Linked DNA regions of Homo sapiens: region 2 is linked to region 1. Evidence: chromatin loops called from intact Hi-C (ENCODE). Cell type or tissue: psoas muscle. All regions are shown on one strand. Each heading gives the region's core, and the rest is flanking DNA. Links, peaks and the distances in the headings are about the cores only. Region 1 holds the start of KY (kyphoscoliosis peptidase). Region 2 has its middle 71 kb from the start of KY.

Region 1 (12,522 bases), core at 2,798-10,797:
TAAAGAGGACTATGTGGATGTGATTAAATTAAGGATCTCAAGATAGGGAGACCATCCTGATTATCTGGCTGGGCTCTGAATGCGACCACACATATCCTTAAACAAGGGAGCACAGGGAGAGTCAGCTATTTATAAGCAGAGAAGGCAATGTGACAATGGAAGCAGAGTTTGGAGTGAGGCAGCCACAAGCCATGGTGGGCCTGCAGCCTCTAGCAGCAGGAAGAGGCAAGGAATGAATGCACCCCTAGAGCCTCTAAAAAACGCTGGCCCGGCTGACACTTTGACTTTAGCCCGGTGAAACAGATTTTGGACTTCTGGGCTCCAGAAGTGTAAGAGAATAAATCTGCAGTATTTTAAGCCACCTCATTTGTGGAAATTTCCTGTAGCTGCTATAGGAAATGAATATACAACCCCGCACAGCCCCAGACCCCATACCCGCACACACCCCTTATCATCCTTCCTGCTTTACTTCCCCCTTATACCTTATCTGGCTCAGGGTGTTTGACTTGTCAGGATTGTCTGTGTCTCCTCACTAGGATGTCAGCTCCACAAGGACAGGGGCCTTTGTCTGTCTTCTTCACTAAGTGAGGTAAGTGGTGCTAATCCACTCTCATTATAGCCAGATATCTCTGAGTCCTTTTTTTTGTGTTGAGCCATGTGCAGTTGAGTTCATTTTAGAGAAGCAACAGGACAGAGCATGGGCTTGTCCTTGTAGTTCTCAGGGCTGGTGGCAGGTCCTGCTGGGCCCACAGAGGTCTCTAAGGCTGTCATAGAGCTGCATTCTCAGGAATTCTGGCTTAAAGGGACACTGGCCTGTACTGTGAGGAGAGCCAGCTCCCCCATGCTGGTAATCCCAGTTGGCTGGCCTTTCATCACTACCTGCCAGCGCCTTTCTATAGAGAAGCTTGTCCACCTGTATTTCAGAGAGCAATTCCCTGAGAGGCTCCAATCCTCCGGGGCCTCCAGAGTCCTCCTGTTTCATATGGGGCATGGGGGAAATCACTGCCTCTGAATTTGATCAGATAATTTCCTTATAGGTTAGGACATCAACTCTCAGAGCAAGCGTGATGAACTCTTATGGCTGAGCCTGTGAGAATACTCAGACACCAGGGCCCAGTATTTAATGCACAGCAGTTAACCAAGGTGGGCGTGAGAGTCTCTAACCTGGCCTCCTGTCACCATTGCTGTGGGGCCCTCCTGTCTCTATCTTGTCGTGTGCTCAGATCCAGTCAACTGTAGTCAGTGATGCCCTTGCCTGCCTTCCCCGAGTCCCCAGAGCCTGTCCCCAAAAAGTGAGGACTCCCAATGAAGGTGCCTCTCACTCTGCCTTGCTGTGGCAAACTCACTGGGTGGGATGCCCTGGGAAGGCTCAGTCTCAGCAGGAGAGGCCGAAGAACTGCTATTGGTCAGGACAAGGGAGGGCTTGGATGCCATGAGCCAGAGGGAGGGAGGCTGGTTTCCAGGGGAGATGAGGAAGCAGAGATGTGTGAAGGTTAACAGCTGAGGCCTTGCTGGGGCTCAGACTGCCCAGCTCTGACTCTTGCTGGCCATGTGATCTTGAACACATGACAGCCTTTCCAAGCCTCAGTTTACTCATCTGTAATTTGAGGATGGTAAAGAGGAGTACCTGTCAAACAGGGTTGCTGTGAAGCTTAATTTACATGAGAATAAGTGCATAAGTGGCTTGGCAGGGTGTCTGGCACATAGTTAGCATTCAACAAATGTTGAATGTTGAATAGTGATGACAGTAATAGTGATGATGATGACAGCAGCGTGCTCTGAGGCCCATGGGCTTTATTTCTTGATCTCATGGTGAGGGGAAGACTGAGACTGTGCAGCCTCTTGCTGCTTCCCATGAGACGCAGGGAGAGGAAAAGGGTTTTCCAACACCCATGGGAGCAGAGAGGACCCTGCTCCCCATAGTCTGAGCTCCACATCCTGGGCTGTCGCTGGCCAGAGCATCAGGTCTGGGCACACCTCTGCAGGGGAGGTCACGGCTAGCGGCGAATCACTTACCTTGGCTGTTGTAGGAAGTGATGACCTGGGGCTGCTGAGGGTGCTGCTTCTCCACCAAGTTTTCTATTTAAGGAAGACAGAGAGGCCTGCAGTGACCACTGGGGAATTTTCCCCAGGCAGAGCAAAGAGCTGTATGTGTTTGCGGGAAAGGTGGGCTGGCGGGGGCCAAGCACATCCCCAGGCCTAAATGTGTGCACACCCTCACAGTGTGCACATGTGCAAACCAGCACGACACTGTGCATGGAGACAAATGCCTGGAAGCCCCTGTGCACACACCCCTTGTGCCTCTTAGCAGGTGCCAGCACAGGCTGGGTTTCTTCTGGAACAGGCTACCAGTCTTCCATGGTCTTTGTAGCCATAACTCCCAACTTTGGTGTCACCAGGCACAGTTTCAAAAGCACTGCATACACAGATGCCTCATTGATCTTCACACATTTCTGTGGAGCAGGCTGGGAGGTTCTGACCTGGGACTTGAACCTCAGGTCTTCTGACTCCCAGTTGAGTCTCCTGCTTCTTTTTTTTTTTTTTTGAGACGGAGTCTCGCTCTGTCACCCAGGGTGAAGTGCAGTGGCGCGATCTCTGCTCACTGCAAGCTCCGCCTCCTGGGTTCGTGCCATTCTCCTGCCTCCACCTCCGGAGCAGCTGGGACTACAGGTGCCCGCCACCACACTGGCTAATTTTTTGTATTTTTAGTAGAGACGGGGTTTCACCATGTTAGCCAGGATGGTCTCGATCTCCTGACCTTGTGATTCACCCGCCTCAGCCTCCCAAAGTGCTGGGATTATAGGCGTGAGCCACCGCGCCCGGCCGAGCCTCCTGCTTCTTAATGAGAAGAACAGGGGGCCAGCCTGCCTCCTACCCCAGCCTAGGAGACGGGATGATGTGTAGTTTGGTTCTGTTTCACAAACATTTGCAGGGCATGCACGCTACACACGTTCTCTCCACATGCAGGGATATTTCTGTCCCTGGGACACAGAGTTGTCCTCAGAGCCTAGTGGGGTCAGGCTGCCATGGAGTGATGCCTAGTTCCTGCCATAGGCCAAGAAGCGGGAGCTCACAGGCTTACTTGCCCTCCCAGGGGAAGCATGACCTTTCCTCCCTTCTTTACAGCTGCTGCTGTGGCCTGCTGTTACTGAAGCTGCCCTTGAACCTCTGCTTCAGAGGGGTGGGGGGAAGGCTGGGCAAGGGGAGGATGGTGGCAGCTGGAGGTTCCCCCACCACTACCACTCTGGCCTGCCATCTTCTCTCTATAGCTTCCTGCTGGCTTGCAGTGGGCTTGTCACTGGAAGTGACCAATGGGACCAGTGCCTTAGTCTGGAAACAAGTATGCCTCTGGGGCATTGGCCTGAACAGGTGCATTTAGATGATTCTTCTTGTGCAGATCAGCCGCTCAGTGGTTCCCGTGCCTGGGCCCATGCAGAAGCCAATCAAGGTGGGGGGTGAGGTACTGAGCCAGGCTGGATTTGTGATCCACCTGACAGAGTCCTGCCCTGGAAAGCCTGCCTCCTCCAGCCTTCTCCTATGAACAGGCCCAGCTAGGTCCCTGAGCCCCACACTAGTCAGCCAAGGGCTAGGTCCACTGTGTATTCCAATACAGGGTGATGTGGCATGCGGGGCTGGAGCCCCAGATCAGGCGAGGAAAGGGAGGCCAGGACCGCCTTCTGCAGGCACAGCTGGCAGTGCCTCGGCTGGCTGAGGGAGGAAACAAGATCCGGGAAGGGAATCCTCAAGGAGGGTGATTGGCTGGCATAGCTGCTGTGGGGTATTTATAGTCAAGGCTGCACAATTGGTTTCCCTTTAGCTGTGGGGCGTCTGTCCCTGTGCTACTAGGCAGACTTTGTCCAGGACCAAGGAAAGTAGCCAATCACAGCAGGGGAAGCCCGTTGCTGGGCAAGCTATTGGGGTGGGGTAGGAGGGTGAGGAGGCGGCTGGGCCCAAACACCTGCTGCTTCGAAAAGTTTGGAGCTCTCTAGTCTCAACACCCTGCCAGTGTTCCAGCCCAAGCAGTGCACGGGGTAGCAAGAGGGGGAAAATGTGCCCTTCTGGATCCACCCCATGCTCAGCAGCATCTGTGTGCACTCCACCAGCACATGCCATCAGCCACTTCCTTCTAAGATGGAAGCCATCCAGTTACCAGGGCTGGGCGGCCTGCTGGTTACCAGGGCTGGGTGCCTTGGGCACCAGTAAGGCAGGTATGAGAAAAGGTCAGCTTCAATACCTGCACTCAGAATCTCGACATCAGAAAACACAGAAAGAAACTAATTTTAATTTCTGCATGCATGCAAACGTACCATTTGAAAAATAAATGAAATTTCGCTTTACACATGTTGATGGAGTGGTAGAAGCGTCATTTTTTCTGGGCTCAGGGCCTCTGTGGAGCCTCTGTCCAGCCCTGCATTTACCTGAAACTTCCAGTTCTCATGGTGGTTTTGCAAGAACTATTTTAGTCATCTTCTATCAGCTGACACATAGTGCTAAGACCCACTTCATGTCTTTTACAAGAGTCTTATAATGGTCTTGTAATAGTCAATGTGTCACTTTGTGTTTTGTGATATTTTTCCACTAAACTTCTCCCAAATCAGAAACCCGGAAGATGGTAAAAATAGAATGAATTCAGTGTATTTCAATCCTCTCCTGATGTAATAACATGCCTGAGAAGCCCTAAGATGAGTGTCAGACAACTCAGGCAAGGTATGAGACAGCTGCAACCAACAAGGATGCTGTGCTTCTTTGTTTCCACCTGTGGCTTGCTTGCCCACTCACCAGCTCACACATGGGCTTAGCATGCATACCTTCCATGCCCTGCATGGCCATTTCTGTGGCTAACAGGTCTCTGGGGGTCTGATTCTTATTAAAATTCTCAATAACCCATAGCAGAGTTTTGTTAGCTTTGGCGTCTACTTCAGTAGAGCTAAAGCTGGCATGTCTACCAGCTGATGGCCCCTGTAGCAAGATTACAGGGAAGCCATTGCACCCATGCATGCCTGTCAGGGTGGCTCCCTGGCAGTGGTGGGGTGGGGATGGGGAGTGTGTCTTGAGGACTCTTACCAAAGGCAGGGGACACAGGAAGACTCTTCAACTCCAGGGTGTTGAGACTCCCCTGCAGTGCATTATAATTCCAATCATTTTAATGTAGCTCCCCTGAGGGCAGTGTTCTTGGCTGTCTTTTTCCCTGTTTCATTTCCAATATTTAGAATCATGCCTGGCACAAAGTAAGCACTATAGGCATTTGTGAACAGAATGAGTGAATGAATTCACTTTTAGAACTTCATCTTTCCCTTTCATTATTGTCAGAAGGATGGTAGAACATAGCAGTTTAGTCCTATTCATCTGCAATCCTATTTCCCCATTTGTGTCATGGAGGGTGGTTCCTTTACACTGGCATTTGATAAGCCAGTCATCTGATCCTAGGGCTCACATAGCTGCGGGCTGATGGAGTTCTCTACTGGGGCTCTGGGAGTAGAGGTTTGGTCTCTATTAGAACCTTCACGTGCCCACTGTGCAGTGTCCCTGATGTTTGTCCCTGGAGGCTGGGCTAATGAACCCTAAAGGGAATAGAATAAAGCCCATTATACTTGGCCCCTTAGTGTTACCACAGAGATCCTGGGCCTGGGGTGGCAGATGCCTGGCACTGGAAAAAAGAGGCTTTGGAAGCTGACTTCTTATTGTATTTTGGGTCCCAGGCCAGCAGGGAGCTATAGAACCCTTGAGTGGCATCTTCTCAGGCTTCAAGTCATACTGTCCCAAGGCAGACGACTATCCTCTCTGTTGGGAAACATTTTCAAAAGATAGATGGCTGCCTCTCATAGGAGCACACTCAAACCTCACCATCCCAAGGGATGTTAAGTCCTCCCCTACGGCTCAGCCAGCAAACAAATGGGTGCTCAAGTTCCTGGCACTGCTCTTCAGCCACAGCCTCCAGGAGAGCAGGGGACCTGACTCCAGGGAACACTTCCCACAGTCACAGTGGCCCTTAGAGGCCTGGCTGGGTCAGGAGCAGCCACTTTCCGTTCAGTGGTTAGATGTCTAGGGCTAGTCTTCAAATGAGTGAAACCCAATTCTTCCAGTTATTATTCAATGTATTAAATCCTATAGGTTGAAAGGAAAAAGAGAATTTACCGTGAAAGTCATTTCCTTCTAATTTCTGCCATCTTCGGACTCCATTTCCAACACCTTGGAATCCTGCAAAATAACAAGCTTCTCTGAGGTGGGAGACTCAGGGCAAAAGAGTGATGTACCAGTTGCAGACTTATCTAGGTTATGGTAGAGCAGGTGGATCTTGGCTCTCTTGGAATCTGAGAGAGGCTACCCATGAATAAGATGCCCTTGAGGGAATGAATGCAACTCTCAAAATTCAAAACATTTAAAAACTGTTAAAACAGTTTTCAAGGGCAGCAGGGTTGGTTATCAGGGTCATTTAGGGAGAATTTTTGTAGTACAGATGCCCATTTTCCACTTCCACCTCTCCACTGCATACATATGAAAGCATTATTTTAGAAGTCATTTGCTATCCACATTGCCTGCCTATTTCTGTATGTGGTGAATCACCCACTTTTAGAGTCTTGATATAGAGTGGGGGGAGTGGGCTAAGACCGTCAATCCCAATGGGAATGGAAAATGACAGTTGCCAGTTCTCTTGGCCTCCCTTGCAGCTAGAGGGTAAACACGTATGGCCTAGCCATGGCCAATCTGATGTACCTGTGTTTCACTCTGCCTTGGGACCTGGTGATGCAACAGGGAAGGGAAGGAAAGCTCTCGCTCTGGCTGCGGCTGCAAGTGGTAGCCGCAAGGTCGAGTTCCTGGCACAGCATGGGGATACGTTCTGGCAGCGGGAGCTGCTGCAATAAAATTGAGATCCTGGCGCGGAAGGAGTATTCAGTGCTCCTTGGTGGCCGAGGAGGTTTCCTCACTAGACCAGCTCGTTGGTGCTGCTTACGGTACTGTTCCTGGAAGCTCAGCCTTGAGTCTTATTCTCCAGCCCTCTCAACCACTCAGGGGCCGCCACTCTCTTCTTAACACCCTTCTTTTCTGCAGAGCCCCCCATAGCCAGTGCCAGTGACTTACCACTTGGAACCCTCATGACACACCTATGGAGTAGAATACACAAACCACATAGACTTTTGGGATAAGACCTAAGACTTCAAAGCTCATTGGGTCTTGCCCCAGGCAGCTATAGGCTATATCCTCTACTGCTGCAGGAGTATATGCACTCTACTTTCTGATAGGAGTTGAGGGCTTTCAGGCACGTTTTGGAGAAGCACTGTTCTAGGGAAATGACTGGGAGGCTGCTAGGGCCTTACAGAAATGGGAGAGAACATCTGCTGGCTCTGCAGCCCAAATTCCTAGTGACCTAGCCTGTCCACACTCTCCTTGCCTTCTTGTCCCCCTGACTCTTTTCTTCCAGCAGAAGGGCCACTTCCAGCAGAAGGCCCTTCCAGCAGAAGGGCCACTCGTTACGGATTACTCCATCCTCTGCATTGCAACAATAATTGAGCTTTGATCTTTTCTGACATGGAGCCTAGGCCCTCTTTTATATAACCAAGGAAGATCCACTCTCCAGTGGAGGATCTGGAGTGTGGAGGAGAAAGGAGGAGATACCTGGAAGTGAGCAAGAGTTTGTTTTATATCTTGCACCCATGGGAGGCTTTGGAACAAGCTGGTCTTATTGGGCATTTTCCTCCCTTAGGCTGTTTTTCGAGGAAAGGGTCTGCAGGCTGGCTTTGCCTGGGGTCTCCTGAATATCATCTCTGCCCACCAGGCATCAAAAGCCATGCACTTTTCCTCTTCTCTGCTCTGGTTGTGAATAAGTGACACAGATCTCTACACTGTCATTCATAGCATCGGTGAGAAACGGCCATCAGAAAAATATTTGGAGAAAAAGTTCAGCAGAAAGGGCCCAGCCATTAGGGGTCTTTTTTTCTCTGTCATAGTCACTAGTGTGCATACATGAGTCTGGAGCCATGGCGAGTTTGTGCTAGGTGTTGGGCACCTCTCAGGGCAGTCCTGATGCCTGGTGTTTCCTGGGCTTCTCTGCATTCTTTGCCCTTTCTAGTGTCAGAGCCTTTAGAAGTGATGTGATCAGAGAGGATTGGGAGTAGGGGACTCGTGGGCTGACCTGGAACTAGGCCTCGCCACACACTGGAGAAGGCATTCTGGACTGTGGTACATGTATTCAGAGCAGTCTCATTTCTATCAAGAAGTTGATGCCCTCTGTTGACTTTCTAACTACAAATACCCTGGGCAGGCCATTTCCCCTTCTCCCAAGAGTAGGTCTGATAACTAAAGAGCCAACGAATCCAAACAACTCCTGCTTCAGTCAGGAATCAGCCCTGAGACTAGAGCGCCTGTCAACATACTCAGCCCTCTAGATTCTGTTTCTTTCCCCTGCCTGCCTTCCCAAGAGGTTCCCAGGGCTCTGGAGGCAGCTCCAGCCTATGTGGCTGGTAGTGGCAAGGCCATCCACAGCAGCATTACTTAAGCAAGGCAGGTGGAAGGTGGATGTTCAATGAGCACAGAGGCTCTGGGGACAGAAGAACCAAGGGCAGAGCAGCAGCAGGAATTCCAAGGAGCTCCAGAGCTGGAGGGGAGGAGAGAGGCAGAAGTCATTCTCCTGCATGGGCTGTCAGGCCTAACTCCTAAAGAACTGGCCCGCAGTCCGCCTAGTGCATCCTCACACCAGCCTCGGAGACAGCTTGCCATCCAGGACCCTGAGGTTCTCTGGCTTTTCAGGGGCTTATTTAACCTCCATTATCATCCCTCTGTACTCCATTCACATTGTGTTCTGTCGTCTGGAGAACAGAGAGGCCCGGATCCTGCTTTCCACAATCACTCTATAAACAGTCACTTTATTTTACCAATCTACAACTTACAAATTTACCCAGAAAGTGTGTAGGACAAGTAAAATTGATGGATAAGTTCAAGTGGAGACAGCAGGTTTCAAATCTTACCCTATCCAAACCTGCGTTCCTTTTACGCCTTTCATGCCTTCCATCTATAGGAGGCTGGGAGAAAGTCTCAAGAAAGGAGAAACTGAGGCTGTAAATTGTGCAAGGCCACACAGGGAGCTCCCCATCTAAAAGTCTGACTCAGCCCAAAGGTTTCCCAGCGTCCCCTGTGCCCTGCAGTGTGCTGTGGGGGGGAGCAGGCCTCTGCTACCCATGAGTCAGCCCTGAGGCTCTGGCCGCCTTCCTCCAGGGTATCTTCCAATCTTGCTCTACACCCGTTAGGGAGTGGCTGGGAGGAAAAAGACTCCCAGGGGTGACGGAAGCACCCACAGGCCTGCACAGGGAGTGAAACTGGGGCAATCACGGGGCTGCGCGTTGCCACGGGACTGCGCGTTGCCACGGGACGCCGGTGCCACTGCGGGGAAGCGACGGCAGCCATGGGGGAGAGGGTCGGGTTCGCTGACCTCGTTCGGGGGAGCAATGGGCGCCCCCCGGCGGGCAGGCCCTTGTGGCAAGGAGGCCAAGGTGCCGGGGGACCCGGGGACCCGGGTCGGGCGCGCGTTACCTCCTCCGCGCTGCAGCAGCGAGCTCGGGTTCGCCTGCTGGTCTGAGAGCGTACCCTGTGCGGCGCGCCGCTTCTCCGAGTGCACGATCAGCAGCATGTCGATAGATACAGCGTTGATGTCCTTCTTCAGCTCCATGATGCCGCCTCCTTTCCGACCTGGGCGCCGCGGCCGCACGCTAGGCTGCTTGCGCTGCAAATGGCCCCGTGCGCGCAGCTGCCCCACACGGGAGAGGGCGAGGGCGCGGAAGAGGGCGCTCCCCCGCCGCTGGAGCCGCAGGGCGCTGCTTTTCGCTGACTCTGCCAAACACGCCATTAGGGCCCGCCTGGGAGGGCGCTACCCTAATGAAGCGGCTCTAAGTCACCTTTGAAAGGAAATCCCCGGGCCCAAGCCTTGACCTGCACCGGGGCCATAGTCAGCAGGGGCGGCCGGTCCAGAGCCTCCCTCCCTGCGCCCCTGCCTCCCGCCCGGTGCACTTGAAGCGCTGGTCCTGGGCTCCAGGGCTTCTCTGGCTGAGCGCTGCCTCATCCCCACGGTCTCCGGAGGGTTCTCGAGAGGGCTGGAGCCGACCTCCCACGAGAAGCCCCTGGCAAATACAGAAATCGCACAGTGCTGTCAACATTGAGAGTAGATTCAGGAAAAGGAAAGACAGCAAAGGGGCTCCAGATTGAATTGCAAGATGTGCAGAGATTGTCCAAGTTTTGGCCTCGACCTCACTCCTTCCCTGGGTTGGTTTTGGAGGTTGACAGCTCTCTCTCCCTAGGAGGGAGTTGGGTGGGGTGTTGGAGTCAGGAGCTCCCCCCAGTTACGGCCCCTGTAGAACTTGGAACATGCCCATTGAGTATCAAGCTAACGATCCTCTTTGATCTGAAACGAAAGTCTTAAAGTCTCGGTTCGTTCTAGAAGCCTGGCTCCTGCCCTGTGGGGAAGGAGGGAGGGGGAGAGGAGGAGGCTGGGGCACAGGGAGCTGGACCTGAGAAGCCTTCTATTTTTAGCCCGGCCTGGCCTGCCCAGCCAACAGCAGCAGGGGTTTGGCTGTAGGTCTCAGGAGTGTTTACATAGGCTTCTGCCTGGTACCCCTGGGCACTACGGGCCCACCCTGCTGGGGGCGTTCCCCTAATTCGAGTTTCTACTGTTAATAAATGCACCCCCACATGGAGGCCTTTGCTCTGGGAGCCCTCCCCGCATTGGAGTGTATGGACCCCACCTTGTAGCATGGTCCTGAGAGTTCCCAGATCCTCCTTGGAGCAGCCTGTGTCACACAGACTGCATTCCAGTACCAGCTCCATCACTTCCTGGCTGTGTGACCTTGGACCAGCCATTTTCCCTCCACCTTCTCACCCTTATCACTGGGTTGATAAAAATTTCTCACATGGCTGTTGTGAGAATGGCATGAATGTAAGGCGCCTGGTGTATAGAAAGTGGTCTTCATATGGTAGCTGTCATTCTTACTTCATTTTAAGGGTGAGGAAAGGGAAAGATGGAGTGACAAGTGACTGATGGAGCAGAGAAGCAGGAGAGATGTCACAGCCACACTCTGAGATTCTGAAGGTCTTCCTCCAATAACAGTGGCTCAGAGTTTGGTTCCGTGTAAAGGCTGTTGTCTTATTGCATTACCAGCGCCCCCCCCCACCACCCCACCCCCTGACTCACCCACTGGGCATCTGATGGAAGGAGAGGTTGTTGGCTTCCAGTAATGTTGAACTGGAGTCCCTAGAGAGCTGAGGCCATAGACAGGCAAGTGGAGATGGCTGACTTCCAAGGCAGGTTTCCTTCTGCTAAAGTGAGTCTTGTCCTGTCTGTATGTGTGCAGGTACACACACACACACACACACGCGCGCGCGCACACCTGGGAGGCTGGCTAACACTTACTCTCTATGTGGCTGGGGAAGTAAGAACTATGCATTATGCAAAGCTCTTGGGGTGTTGGAGATTGCTGAGGCAGATCTCAGGTCCCAGAGTCCCCCCAACTACCCTGGGCCAGTCAGTGTTGTCTAACTCCTTCAAGTGTCAGGTTGTCTGAAGTGCTGAAATCAACTAGAAGCCTGTGTACAGCACCCTTGGTTGCCGGATGGGTCTGAGTGTTGGTGATGGTGGGGGGAGCTGAAGTCCCCTTTCCTTACACTTGCATTCCCATCTCCCAACCCTTGCTCTCCTGCTGGAAAGTGTCATTGCTAGGAACTCGCAAACTCTGGTGCCCCCTCCCAGAACTGCCTCTGGAGAAGGATATTCTGACCTGGGAATGTGCTGCCAGGGGTCTGGGGAAATGGTGTGGAGGCCTCCTGTCTCTCTGCTATGTCTGAAGACAGCTTCGGAGCAGGGCCTCTCATCCTTGGCGCTATTGACATTTTGAGCCAGATAATTCTCTTTGGTGGGGCTTTCCTGTACACTGTGGGATGTCTAGCAGCATCCCTGGCCTCTACGCATTAGATGCCAATCACATTCACTTCCCTATTGTGAGAACTTAGAATGTCTCCAGACATTGACCAATGTTTCCTTTGGAAAGAATTGCAGTGTGAACACCGCTTTGGAGCAAACTCCTGAAATTGGAGTCACCTCGACTGCTCTGGGAGATGCTGCTGCCCCTGGATCCTGATGGTGCCTGACACCTAGACCCTCTTCTCAGAGGTTTACCCATGGCCATCAGTCCAACAGCCTAGCTTCTGGGGCCTGCCAGGAGCATAGATGAGATGCTCTTCTTAATGCCAACTCTATTCCCATCCTTGGCCTGGGTTGACTTAGCTGCTTCCCCTCTTCCCCACTATCCATTCTTGGGCTGAGAGGGAGACACCATGGGGAAGGTGATGTGGCTGAAGGCATTTGGATGTATCAGGAAAGGGGAAGGAGAGACAAGAGAACACTGAGGTGGCTGGGATATCATTCAAGTAGAGGCTGTATCCCTTCTGCTCAAATCCTCCCTCCAGCTGCTCACACAATCAACGGGACAAATAACAGAACGCTCAGCCTGCAAATCTCCAGACCCATCTCTTCCTTTTTCC
Region 2 (12,522 bases), core at 2,896-10,895, 74 kb after region 1:
TTGGGAGGCAGATAGGCCCGGGGTCTCACAGTGCATTGCACATTGTGATATCAGTGCAATCTCCTAAGATTCTCAGAGCAATGCGGGGCTAGGTCTTCCTTTAAAGAGGGCTTTGGCCCCAAAGGGGTCCTGGTACTGGTATGTTATAGGAGCCTCATGGGGAAGGGTAGAAGGAAGCTCACAATTGATGCACTTCAAATTTCCCCTTTACAAAAATTTCTGTTTACTAGCCCACTGATCACACCAGAACCCTTTGTTCAAGATCTCTCTTTCCATGACTAGATACAACCCCACAAATTTATCATCATCTTTATATTTAATTAAATTGTTGTCTCCTATTTAATATTTTCAATTAAGCTCCTAAAACCAGATCTTACTTATAGATCTAAGTTTTCCCTTGTAGGTTCTTTCAAAGACTTTTTTTTTTATCACTATTAATCCCCTATAATAAATAACATCAACTCCAATAATGCTACACCAGATACTTTCCCCGACTCCTGTCTCCCTGCACATTTATTATTGACTCAATTTATGTTCCTTTAAATCAGTTTCAGTCTGGGTGGCAATACTCTCATTTACTGACTGATCAATTTGAATTTGTTTTATAAGATTCCATTAATTACTCTGTCCGATTCTCTTGCAGTGCCTGGAAACAGTGCATCTCTTAGAATTCCCTGTAGGCCCTGTGGCTGTATATTTTCATGGAAATGGTCTTTAGGTTAGGGCTAGTGAGTCCTCAGATGCTCATATTGTCAAGTGTTTTCAGTCTTATTCTCAGCAAGGAACAGAGGGCTGAATTGCTCTGTGGTCTGGCTCTTTCTGACATCATAGTCCTGTAGGTATGACCCCTTCCCCAGTGAATCCCCTGGAAGTTTTGCAGGGAAGAGGAAGTAAAGTTTGAGAGGGGGTGGTCAATCTGTATATGGTGGATATTTGGCGGCTCATGTGCCCTTCCTGTCATGCATAGTTTGGGTTGTCTAGGGTCTGTCTAGTCTGCCATACATCCAAGCCCCTCCTTGGGTAGAGCATGAATATGTAGACCTGAACCTCCCCTTCTTATTAGCCAGAGGTACAGAGGACACCTGTGCTTTGATACAAAGCCACCAAATCCTTTTTCACAATCCAAACTCCTCTGTTGGTACTGTCTTCGGAGTCATGCACAACAGCCACCCCCCCAATCCAGCCTCCTCTGCTTCTGTCATTTGAAAAGACAATAATTTTGTTTTTCTCTGATGGTCAATTACTTTACACCCTTTCAGTTGGTTAGTTACTTACAGGGAGAATGCTAGGCAGGACGCTCAAATCTTCGCTGCAACACTCAAGTACAAAAGGACGGATGCACATGACAAACTCAGGCTGCTGGTTAGGTGAGCACCACCTTCCAAAGGTGCTGAGCATAAACTTACTGAAGGGCAACCTGGCTGCCAAATCTGTGCCAGGTGTCATGCCTCCCCTTTTGACCATGGATATTTGGAAAAAAGGCAGAGGCTTAGACTAGGTCTGGCCTATTGTCTGGAGCAACACAGGAGCTGGTCCAATGAGATGCTTCTTTCAGGACATGGGAATGGTACAGTGAAAGGCAGGTCAGTTGATACTGAGTGTGGAGATTCGAACACGTGAACAATGGCTGAGGCAGGTGAATAATGGCAGAGCACTGGATGAGGCTGTTTAAACTCCTATTGCTAAAGTTCCATGGCCATCCTGACTGTGGAAACTCAGTTAGTTTTCAGTTTCTTTGAGGTTGGCAGTGATTTCTGCATCAAACTCCTCAAACACTGCATAACTGGGTAGTGTTACCCTGCTCCACCCATCCACACGTGTGCATGTGTACACTCACACTCACACACACACACCACTTTCTTAAGTTAGCTTGGGTGATCTTATCTTTTTGCAAAACGAAACACCTTGTCTCAAATAAGTGGTAATTTACTAGAGTAGTGTAGAAGAGTTGATAATGCTGTGTTGGAGCCTCATTCTAATGTCTCCCAGGAGAGTGTGTCTTTAACGAGGGCAAAGACATAGAGGCCAGTAACATAGTGTGTGTACATTTAGGCCACAAGGCTGATTCAAGAGGGAAAAACAAAATAAAATATGTCTGTTTCCACTTAGGGCCTGAAAAATTCTATGCAATATGAATTAGGAGGTTTCTTTATGACAAAAGGCATTTTTGAGGCAGAAGAAATTGCCTGAGAGCAAGAATGAAGACCATAGAGACAATAGAGAATCACTGTCCTTAGAAGCAAGATGATCTAAGATTTGACTCTCTTTCACCGCACCTTGCTGGGCAGAACTGATGGTGGTCATTCAGCCTCTGCTTGGATGTCTTTGGTGATGGGAGCCCACTCTTCCTTCCCTCCTAAAGGAACCTCTTTAATTTACAGACTGTGTAAATCTGTTGGCTTTACTGACAAGTTTCTATTCTGGAATGAGCACCCAGGTTACTTTTTCTTTGGAGAATCACCCCTCCTCCAGTCTCAGTCTTTGTGGTTTGGGCAGGGCTGATCCCACCTCCCAGCCTTAGTGGAGGGTCTGTTAAATCCAAGTCTGGTAAATCATCATGTTTCACACCATGTTTGTATGATTGGTTCTAGAATGGGCATGTAACCCAAGCTGTCCAATGAAAATCAGTTTTGGGAGTTTTGATGGCACCCTTGGGAAGGAGACACATTCATTCTCCTGGTTATTAAAGTAGGTAGAATCTAAGCCTGGTGCTGCCAGTGGCCCTCTTGCCACCACTGAAGAAGAAAATGCCTAATAATGAAGCCAACATAGAGAAAAACAGTATAGAAAGATGAAGTGCTTAAAATCTTTCTCTGGACTTTCATGTTAAGTGAGCAAATAAACTTTCCATCTGGCTTAAATCTATTTGTGTTTGATTTCTGAGTCCTGAATTATCAGGAAGCTTTAAATTATTATAATTTTATTGCTTTTTTATTTATTGGAGTGACTTCTCTACAACCTAACCCGTTCAATTTTTGTTCTGCCCTGTGGGTTAGACAGAAAACATCCACATTCTCTTTTAAAGGAAGTCTTTGTTTAAAGACATTCTTGCTTGCCTGAATTTTCACTTCTTCATTTTAAACTCACCAATCATTAGATTTTGATCTATTTACCTTATGATAAGATTTCCAGTCTCCTCACCATGCAGGTTACCTTCTTCTAGACAAACCATGGCTTCTCCTTCCAATTCCCCTCTTAATTGTGGCTCCCACATCTGAGCCTTGGATTCCAAAGCGGATTTGATCAGACTGGAGTGCACAAGGCTACACTTTCCTCGCTGGGATGGACACTCTAGTAATTCAGTTTAAGATTCCAAGATTCCATTCATAGTTTCAGCGGCTGTGGTGAACTTTTGATATATTGAGGTTATGGTTATATAAAACCTCTGTTTTTCGTAACAGTTGTAGAGAAGCCAGGGCTACTCTGTCCTTCACTTAACCACTAGGTATGAATTCTGTGGCCACATGAATTTGAATCCAGGCTTTCTTCATTCACTAACTGTGCAACCCTGAGAAAGCTGCTAAACTACCATAGGGCCTTGCTCTTCAAGGTGTGGTACAAGGACTTGTTTTCATCAAGCAGCTTGTTAGAAATGCAGCATCTTTTTTTTTTTCTTTTTAAAATAGAGACAGGGTCTCTCTATGTTGCCCAGGCTGGTCTTGAACTCCTGGGCTCAAGGGATCCTTCTGCCTTGGCCTCCCAAAGTGCTAGGATTACAGGTGTGAGCCACCATACCCAGCCCAGAAATGCAGAATCTTAAGCTCCATCTTAAACCTATGAATTAGAATCTGCATTTTAACACAATCCCCAGGTGATCTGTGTGGACATTAAACTATAAGAAGCACTTTCCTAGGATATAGATTATTTTCTCACCCATGTAGAAAGTTTATTTTTTAAAGAGTTTTATTGAGGTATGTCTTGTGGCACATAATTCACCCATCTAAGTATACAACTTAATGTTTTTTAGTATGTGCACATGGTTGTGACATCATCACCACAATCTAATTTTAGGTATTTTTTCTCCTCCTTAATAAAAATTCTGTACCTAGTAGCAGTCAATTTGCATTTCTCTCCTAACCCTATCCCAGCCTTAAACAATCATTAATCTACCTTCTGTCTCTATGTATATATCTGTCTGGACATTTCATAGAAATGGAATCATAAGGTATGTGATCTTTTATGCCTGACTTATTTAGTATAATGCTTTCAAGATTCATCATGTTGTAGTATGTGTCAATACTTCATTTCCTTCTTACTGGCAAATAATATTTCATTGCATAGATGTATCACATTTTGTCTATCAACTCATCAACGAATGAACATTTGGGTTGTTCCTACTTTTCACTTATTATAAATAATGCTCTATGAACATGTATGCATAAGAGTTTTTAAGGATATATGTTTTCATTTGTCTTGGGTATATACCTAGGAGTAGAATAGATGGGTTGTATGGTAACCCTACATTTATCGTTTTGAGGAACAAACAGTTTTCCAAAGTGGCTGCACCATTTTACATTCCAACCAGCAATGTATGAGGGTTCCAATTTCTTCAATTCTTTACAAACACAATTGTCTGTCTTTTAATTATATCTTCTTAGTGGGCATAAAGTGGTATCTCATTGTGGTTTTGATTTGCATTTCTCTAATAACCAATGATGTTGAGCATCTTTTCACATTCCTGTTGGTCATTATACATACTATTTGGAGAAATGTCTATTCGAACTTTTTTCCCATTAAAAAATAGGTTACTTTTCTTTTTAATATTGAGTTATAAGAATGTATTATTTATTGTAGATACAAGTTCTATTTAAAATATCTGATTTGCAAATATTTTCTCCTATTATTTGGTTTGTCTTTTCACTTTCTTAATGATGTCCTTTGAAGCACAAAAGGTTTTAATTTTGACAAAGTCTAATTTATCTGTTTTTTCCTTTGCTGCTTGTGCTTTTGGTGTCATACATAAACAATTCAGGGCAAGCCTTAGATAATAAAGATTCACCACTGTGTTTTCCTCTGAGAGTTTTATGGTTTAAGTGCTTTTATGATTTAAGTGATCCATTTGATCCATTGATCCATTTTGAGTTAATTTTTGTATGTGGTGTGAGGTAGGGTCCAACTTCACTCTTTTGCATATGGAAATCCAGTTTTCCCAGCACCATTTGTAAAAGAGGTTATTCTTTCCCCATTGATGGTCTTGGCACTCTTGTCAAAAATTGATTGACCATAAATATAAGAGTTTATTTCTGGACTCTCAATTTTATTTCATTGATCAATCTGTTTGTCCTTATGCCAGTACCACACAGTATCGATTACTGTACATCGTAGTAACTACTGAAATCAGGAAGTGTGAGTCTTCCAACTTTGTTTTCCTTTTTCAAGATTGTTTTGGCTATTTTGCGTCTCTAAAATTTCCACATGAATTTAGCTCTCATTTATGCAAAAAAGGGAAGTTGGGATTTTGATAGGTATTGCATTGAATCTGTAGGTTAATTTGGGGAGTATTGCCATCTGAATAATATTAAGTCTTCCAAACTATTAGCATGGTATGTCTTTCCACTTATTTAGCTCTTCCTTAATTTTTTCACCAATACTTTGTAGTTGTCAGCATACAAATCATAAAAGTCTTGCATTTCTTTTGTTAAATGTATACCTAAGTATTTATTCTTTTTGGTGCTATTGTAAACAGCTTTTTTAAAAAAAATTCTGATTTTGGAGTGTTTATTACTGGTATAAAATACAGTTGATTGTAATATATTGACCTTGTATTCTGCCACATTGCTGAACTCGTTTATTAGTTCCAGTTGTGTTTTAGTAGATTTCTTAGGATTCCTGTGTACAGGATGATGTAATCTACCAGCAGATTTTACTTCCTCCTTTCTAATCTTGATGCCTTTTTTTCTTTCTCTTACCTAGTGGCCCTTACTGGAGCCTCCAGTACATGTTAAATAGAAGTGATGAGAACAGACATCCTTAACTTGTTCCTGATCTTTGAGGGAATGTTTTCAGGCTTTCACCATGTGGTATGATGCTAGCTGTGGATTTAAAAAGAAATAAATTTCCTTAATCGGATTGAGGAAATTCCCTTATGTTTCTAGTTTGTTGAGTGCTTTCATTATGAAATAATATTGATTTTTGTCAAATGCCTTTTATGCATTTATTGAAATAATCTGATGCTTTCTGTCCTTTATTTTATTAATGTGATGTCATATATTAGTTGATTTTTGTATGTTAAACTAATCTCCATTTGCAGGACAAATCCCACTTGTGCATAGTATATCATTCTTTTAAAATATTGCTGGATTTAGTTTGTTAGTATTTTGTTGAGGGTTTTGCATCTATATTTATAAGAGATCTTGTTCTACAAGTTTCTCTTTTCCTTGTGATATCTTTGTCTGGTTTTGGCATTAAGGTAACATTGGCTTCATAGAATGAGTTGGAAAGTGTTTCCGTCTCTTCTAAGTTTTAAGAGTTTGTAAAGAATTTTGTATTAATTCCTTTTGGAATATTTAATAGAATTCACCAGTGAATCCCTCTGGGCTTGGGCTGTTCTTTTTGGGAAGTGTTAATATTACATATTTGATGTCTTTACTTGTTATAGGTCTATTCAGATTTTCTATATCTTCCCAAGTCAGTCTTGGAGATGTGCATCTTTCTAGAAATTTGTTCATTTCATCCAAGTTATCTAATTTGTTGGCATACAGTATTCTCCTATACTGTATATATACAGTACAGTATTCTCCTATACTGTATATATACAGTACAGTATTCTCCTATACTGTATATATACAGTATAGTATTCTCCTATAATCCCTTTTACTTCTGTAAGTTGGTAGTGATGTCTTCTCTTTCATTCCCGATTTAATAACTTGAATCTTCTCCCTTTTTTTCTTGATCAGTCTTACTAAAGGTTTGTCAATTTGGTTGATCTTATTAAAGAGCCAGCTTTGGTTTTGTTGATTTTCATATTGTTTTTCTATCCTTTCTTTCATTCATTTCCATTCTAATTTTTATTTGCTTTATTCTGCTTGATTAGGATGTAGTTTGTTATTCTTTTTCTAGGATGTCATTTTTATGTAATCTGAGAAAAGAGAACAATAACATCTGCTTCAAAGTGTTCTAGTGATTTAAAAAAATGTGTGCCTGGTAGGTAGCAGGTATTCAATAAATGTTAGCTCCTTTCTTTATTTATTCACTCTGGTGGTTTTAGGCCCATATATTCAGCCTGTTGATACCAATTTGAATTTTGATATTGTTATCAGGGCACTAGTCATGCTGCTCAGCTGTGTATCTCTGCAAATTCAATAAAAGATGATTCCAATGCCTACATCCAAGATGTGGATAAAAACAGTGGAGCAGAGCAAAAGCTGATAGCATGCCACTGCAAGCCTTTTCCAGATGGACAACTATCTATTAGTCAATGTTCTTTGGGCACAGCAGTTTAGCAATAAGTCCACTCGGCTGTCCACATTTGCCCTTGCCAAATGCCCTGCTAAAGCTGTGTTGTCTGTGGCACTTCCAGTTACCTCATCCTTATGGCTGCTGGCTTCACTCATCTGTCATCTGTTCTTCTTCAGAGGTATGGTAGAATGAATTATTGGCCCTAATTTTTCACCCCTCCCTGTGTCCACACCCTTGGCATAGTCTCCTTATGAGTGGAGTGTATGTTTCACCCTTGACTTTGAAATTGGCCATATGATTTGCTTTGACTAGTGGCATGTGGATGACAGCCATAGCGTGCTAGTTCCAAGCCCTAAGCCTTAAGAGATTTCACCTGTTTCTGTTTACTGTCTTGTACCCCTGCCATCACCCTGAGAAGAACATACTTCTAGTCCTCTGGTACAAAGAAGGATAAGAAATACGTGTAACCAAACTAGGTCCACGATTCTGCAGCACAATACTAGCCTATGTAGTTCACCCATGGATCCCTGAAAGTAAATTGTAATTGTTTCAAGCCAAAGAGCTTTGGACTAATGGGTTACACAACTTTATTAGAGCAATAGCTGACCAATATACTAGGAAAGACCCATTTGAAAGCTGTGCATGTGGGATTTCAGTGGGTATGAGAAGGAGCGATGGAACCACCTTAAAGGTGAGACTCTGCTCTGAACTAGTGGGAAGAGCTTTGGGGTAAGGATGGCTTAGGAGGTGTCTAATCCTGGCCCAGCAATCTTGGAGCAGCTCTCACCTCTCTCTATCTGTAATATAAAGGCCTCCCACCAGCACAGTGGTCCTCTGCCATTTTTCTGGGTGTGGGGCATATCTGGTGGACAATGACAGTATATAAGATGCATTTCCTCCACAAGACGCAGATTTTAACAAAACTCTAGAAGAGTATTTTGGAGAATGAAGTCACTACAATAATTGACAACCACCACCACAACTGCAGCAGAGTGCTCACACAGGGCTACGGCTTAGATCCTAAGTGCTGTGGGTGACATGAAAATCCAGTATCTCTACAGGTTTTTCCAACTCTTTATTTTCCATTCAAGAAGGGAGTGGGGTGAGATTGCTATTATCCACCAGCAGAGGCTGATTCCCTGGGATGCGAGTGAAACTTCAAATTCACGCCCCTCACTCACAGGCCACTGTCAAGACCATGGGAGGGACCTTAGATGTGCCTATGTGATTCTACATTTCTTACTGAATTTGTAAAGGTAAGAAGTTTTAAATACAACTGGAAGACCCCAGTGTCACTGTCCGTTCTCTCTTCTGCTCTGTCAAACTTCTCTTTCTGTCAGGTGGCATTAGAATGGCCAAAGGCTTTTCTGGTATCTGCTAAGGGGGTTTGAGTTGGGATGTATTTAGTTTAGGTTTAGTGGGATATATTTCTGTGGTTTGCATCACTCTCAAGGATAAGTCATTGCTGGCCATGTTGGTATAGAAATGGCTTCCAAAAATATTCTCACTGCCCACTCTGCAAACTCTCTCAGCATCGTGACATGAATGTGCCCATTGGCACCCAGCTCCAGAAGTAGGTGGGTAATGCAGTAAAAACAAGCCTTGAAATGTACAGAACCTGCAGCGTTCTGTGGGATTATCTTCTGGCTATTAGGCATATAAAATCGTAAGTGATAGCTTCAGCTCCCATGAATGCCTAGTCAAAACAGAAGTTCATTTATAGAGGAACATATTAAATAAGGCAGAACATAAAATCATATTTGTACTATAAGTCCTTTTTTCATTTTTGAAGGGAATAATGTAAAATAGAATTGAGTAGGATGCTATGCAGTTTCCAAAGGCCTATTGCAGTTTCCAAAGCACAAATACAACTGCAATAGCTCATATATGAAAAAACTTGATAAAAGTTCTCCTAAATTTGACAACAATCCCTAAATGCACATGATGTTACCAATAATGAGAGGCAAGGTTTTAAAAAAAGCTTTTCTAAACTCTCAATAATTGAAAATAAGGCAACCAGCTGACCTGGAGGAAATAATTAATTTCTATCTACTCTCTAAATAATATCTAAAATACTACCAAATCATTTTCATATGGAAACATTAATCAAAGAGTATGCAACCAAAACCTGTAAGAAAAAAAGCATTATAGAGGCATGTCAGGCAATGAAATTTTTTTAAAATATATAATTTTTCTGAATTTTGCAACCTATACGAATTTGTCATCATTCTGTGATTTATAATTGTCATTGATATTTGTCATCAAATTTGTAATCGTCTATAATTTCTTTTGTCATTCTAAATAAATATTCATTTTGCACCTAATTTGGGATACAATTTTGTATTTTTTTTTAAATGTGCTCCCCAAATTGTATAGGTTTCAGAGCCCAGGAAATTTTCTTCTGCCCCTGCCTGACAGAAGTTACACCCCAAATACATATGAGTGCTGTGGCCACTCAGGAACTCACGTGTCTCTTGAAAAGCCCTGCTCCCCACCGAAGGGGCAGGGCCACCCAACCCCCAACAAGAGCTGATATGTGGGAGCACCAGTCCTAAGTTGCCAGGTTTTTACTTTTCCAAAACAAGCTAACAATATGGATTTTTATGTGCATTCTCCTGAGTTTGAAAAGTTATTACATACATATTGTGTGGGCTGCCATTGTGCACCCTCTCTTCAGATTACTCTGCTCTAAGTTACTTGGTGAAAATTAACTGACTTGTAAGCACCAGAACTTTATTGCTTACAGTAAGAAAGTTCTGCAGCAGAGACAGGCCTCAGAGTTGTTAGGGTCTTGTTGGTTTGGTGCTCCAGTGTCTCCTTCCAGCAGGCTTTCTGCTACCTGGCGTTAGTGCAGACAAGGAAAGACCCTGAACAGTGGTGGCCAAGATGTGCTCACAGGCCCTGGCAGGTCAGGGGGCTCAGAGGAGCGAGGGCAGCAGAGGCCACAGCCACTAGAGCCAGGATGGTGTCCTCTGTGGCCCTGAAGGACGGGAGTCTGTGGAAGGACATGGGGGTTGCAAGAGTTAATGTGATAATGTTTGTTGATTATTTTAAGCTACATGGAGGAAAAATATATTATAAATAGCAAGGGCCATAACAGATTCAAAGGGTAAGTGTATTGATAGCCTTTTTCCTCTTCCTAAGATTTCTGATGTTTCAAAACAAGATTATTTCGGGAGTGCATCTATTTTAATTCAAAAGATTCTTCTTTAAACACGTTCCATGGCGAGAGAATCTGTCTCCTTCTTGTTCTCCCCTGGCTTTTTCCACGGAAAGGCAGAGCTCTGGTTTCACACACCTCGTGCCGGCCTCAGGCCTTTCAAAACCTTTCTGGGCGCCACCAGGCCACTGTGCACATTAGTAAAGGCCCGGCTTTGGGTCGGGCTTGACATTTTAATCCCCCAGAATCCTCCTTGTTTACCACTTGACAGTAGGCTTTACTTTGAATGAGGTGCTCTGTAACTTCCAGCTCCTGAAGCTGGACACAGGCACACAGACAGACACACACACACACACACACACACACACACACACACACACACACACAGAGCAAGAATGTACCCAGATATAGGAAGGCTGGGCTACCTTCCTCCTTCTCTCTCTCCCTCCTTGCAGCATAACACATCAGCCCAGGAGATGCTAGGGGCTAGTGCAGAGCAGAAGCTTGATCTGAATGCAAGTACTGGTCAATAAAGGGCATTTAGGCTTTTCTGAAGAAGTCTTGGGATCCCGGCCATGGCTGGTCCTGGGCTTTGACAAGCAGGTATTTCTTCACCCACACGACATAATTTCCCCTGATCCACAGCCCCAGCCTTCAGAGCCAGATGCTGAAGTCAGGCAGGCAGCTCAGATTCCTGCGGCTCCTGTTGCTCTCACTGGGATTAGCACAGGGAACTGCCGGCCGGAGCACGGGGCTAGCATGGCCTTCTCCTGTTCCAGCCTGGCTGCAGTTATGTCTTTGCAAGCACTTATTTTTTAAAAGCTACTTTTAAAAAATATCTTGCAGACATGTCTTCCTCATGATCTCTCTCTCCCTCCCTGTCCCCTGTCCCATTTCTCCTCTTTCTTCATGCTGCCCTCCCATAGTCTTCACATTTGAGGCAGCCTGCTTAGATTCTGATTGCCACTGAGATTTGAAATTGTGTAAATGGTTCCAATAGAGGAAATAAAAATATTGCCACCATCTTGGAGTTCTGCTTAGAACACCAAGCCCAGTCTGCAAAGGGGAGGGCAACAAGTTTCACTGCTCCCAGGATGGCAAAGAAGTCCCCATTTAATAGGGAGAGGAGGAGAATTTTTCTCTCTCAATGTGAACTGTTATTTAATGAAGATGAATTAAGATTTAATAGTGTTAGTGCAATTGAATTATAAGTTTGATTAAAGTGGGTGATCAGTTAGCAAAAACACCAGCCTGGGAGACTAGTTGTTTATGTGCTTGGCAAACACAGATTGATGATTCCCTTTTCATCCAGATCTGGGTGACTTTGACAAGGCCTTGGTTATTCATTTGTCCTGACAGCATGGCTGTGAAATTTTACCAATAACCACGGAGTACGTGCAAGTGGGCTGAAGAAGGATAAAGGCCACATTTTGTATGAAAAAAGAATCAATTAAATGTGGAGGCATGACAGAGGGCAGGATTCTCAAATGTTATAAATAAACTCCTTGTTGTGAAGTCAATCTATAGACTTCTTAAATAGAAATATTCATACGGTAGCTTAAAAATTCCTTGGATATTTATGGGTAAAATGCTATGATGTCTAGGATTTGCCTAAAATACTCTGGGTGAAACAGAAAATGTCTATATGCATGTGTTAGGGAAGAAACAGATAAACAGATTAAACAAGATTGCCAAAGTGTTTAGAATTATTGAAGTTGGGTGATGGGAATATGGGGGTTTGTTGTACTATTTTTTCTACTTTGGGGTCTGTTGGAAATTTTCTATGCTGTAAATCTTCCCTACAGATCTAAAAAATCCCCTGGAGACAATTAGGTAACTTATATAAAGTGAAAGAAAAACAGAGAGATTCAAAATTTAAAACTATAAGGTATAGAAGAAAACATGAAGGCCCTAGTAGATAGATGGACAAAGTATAGGAGCAAACAACTAGCAAAAAAGAAAAA

Evidence for each region. Peaks named below come from ENCODE experiments on the same cell type or tissue, not always from the same donor. Only the 100,000 strongest peaks of a DNase experiment are listed, where the experiment ranks them.
Region 2: it touches region 1 in a loop (2.9-fold over the local background); 3 of 110 quality-filtered maps call a loop at or near these places.

The regions. Positions count from the first base shown.
Region 1 is chr3:134,641,300-134,653,821 of GRCh38, forward strand. It overlaps KY (kyphoscoliosis peptidase), which reads right to left and starts at 9,723. Exons shown (of 11, transcript NM_178554.6): 1 at 9,526-9,723; 2 at 6,136-6,198; 3 at 2,017-2,079. The coding sequence starts at 9,661. It also overlaps a transcript of CEP63 not described here. RefSeq lists enhancers at 1,731-2,572, 2,830-3,494. In psoas muscle, for the core only: CTCF peaks have their summits at 9,757 and 9,956; DNase peaks (open chromatin) are centred at 3,792, 6,822, 9,842 and 10,502; H3K4me3 peaks cover 2,528 bases; H3K27ac peaks cover 5,034 bases.
Region 2 is chr3:134,715,562-134,728,083 of GRCh38, forward strand. It overlaps a transcript of CEP63 not described here. Among named protein-coding and RNA genes, the nearest start is that of KY, 71 kb to the left of the region's middle. In psoas muscle, for the core only: no CTCF peak of the experiment used is centred there; DNase peaks (open chromatin) are centred at 7,480 and 10,730; H3K27ac peaks cover 1,108 bases.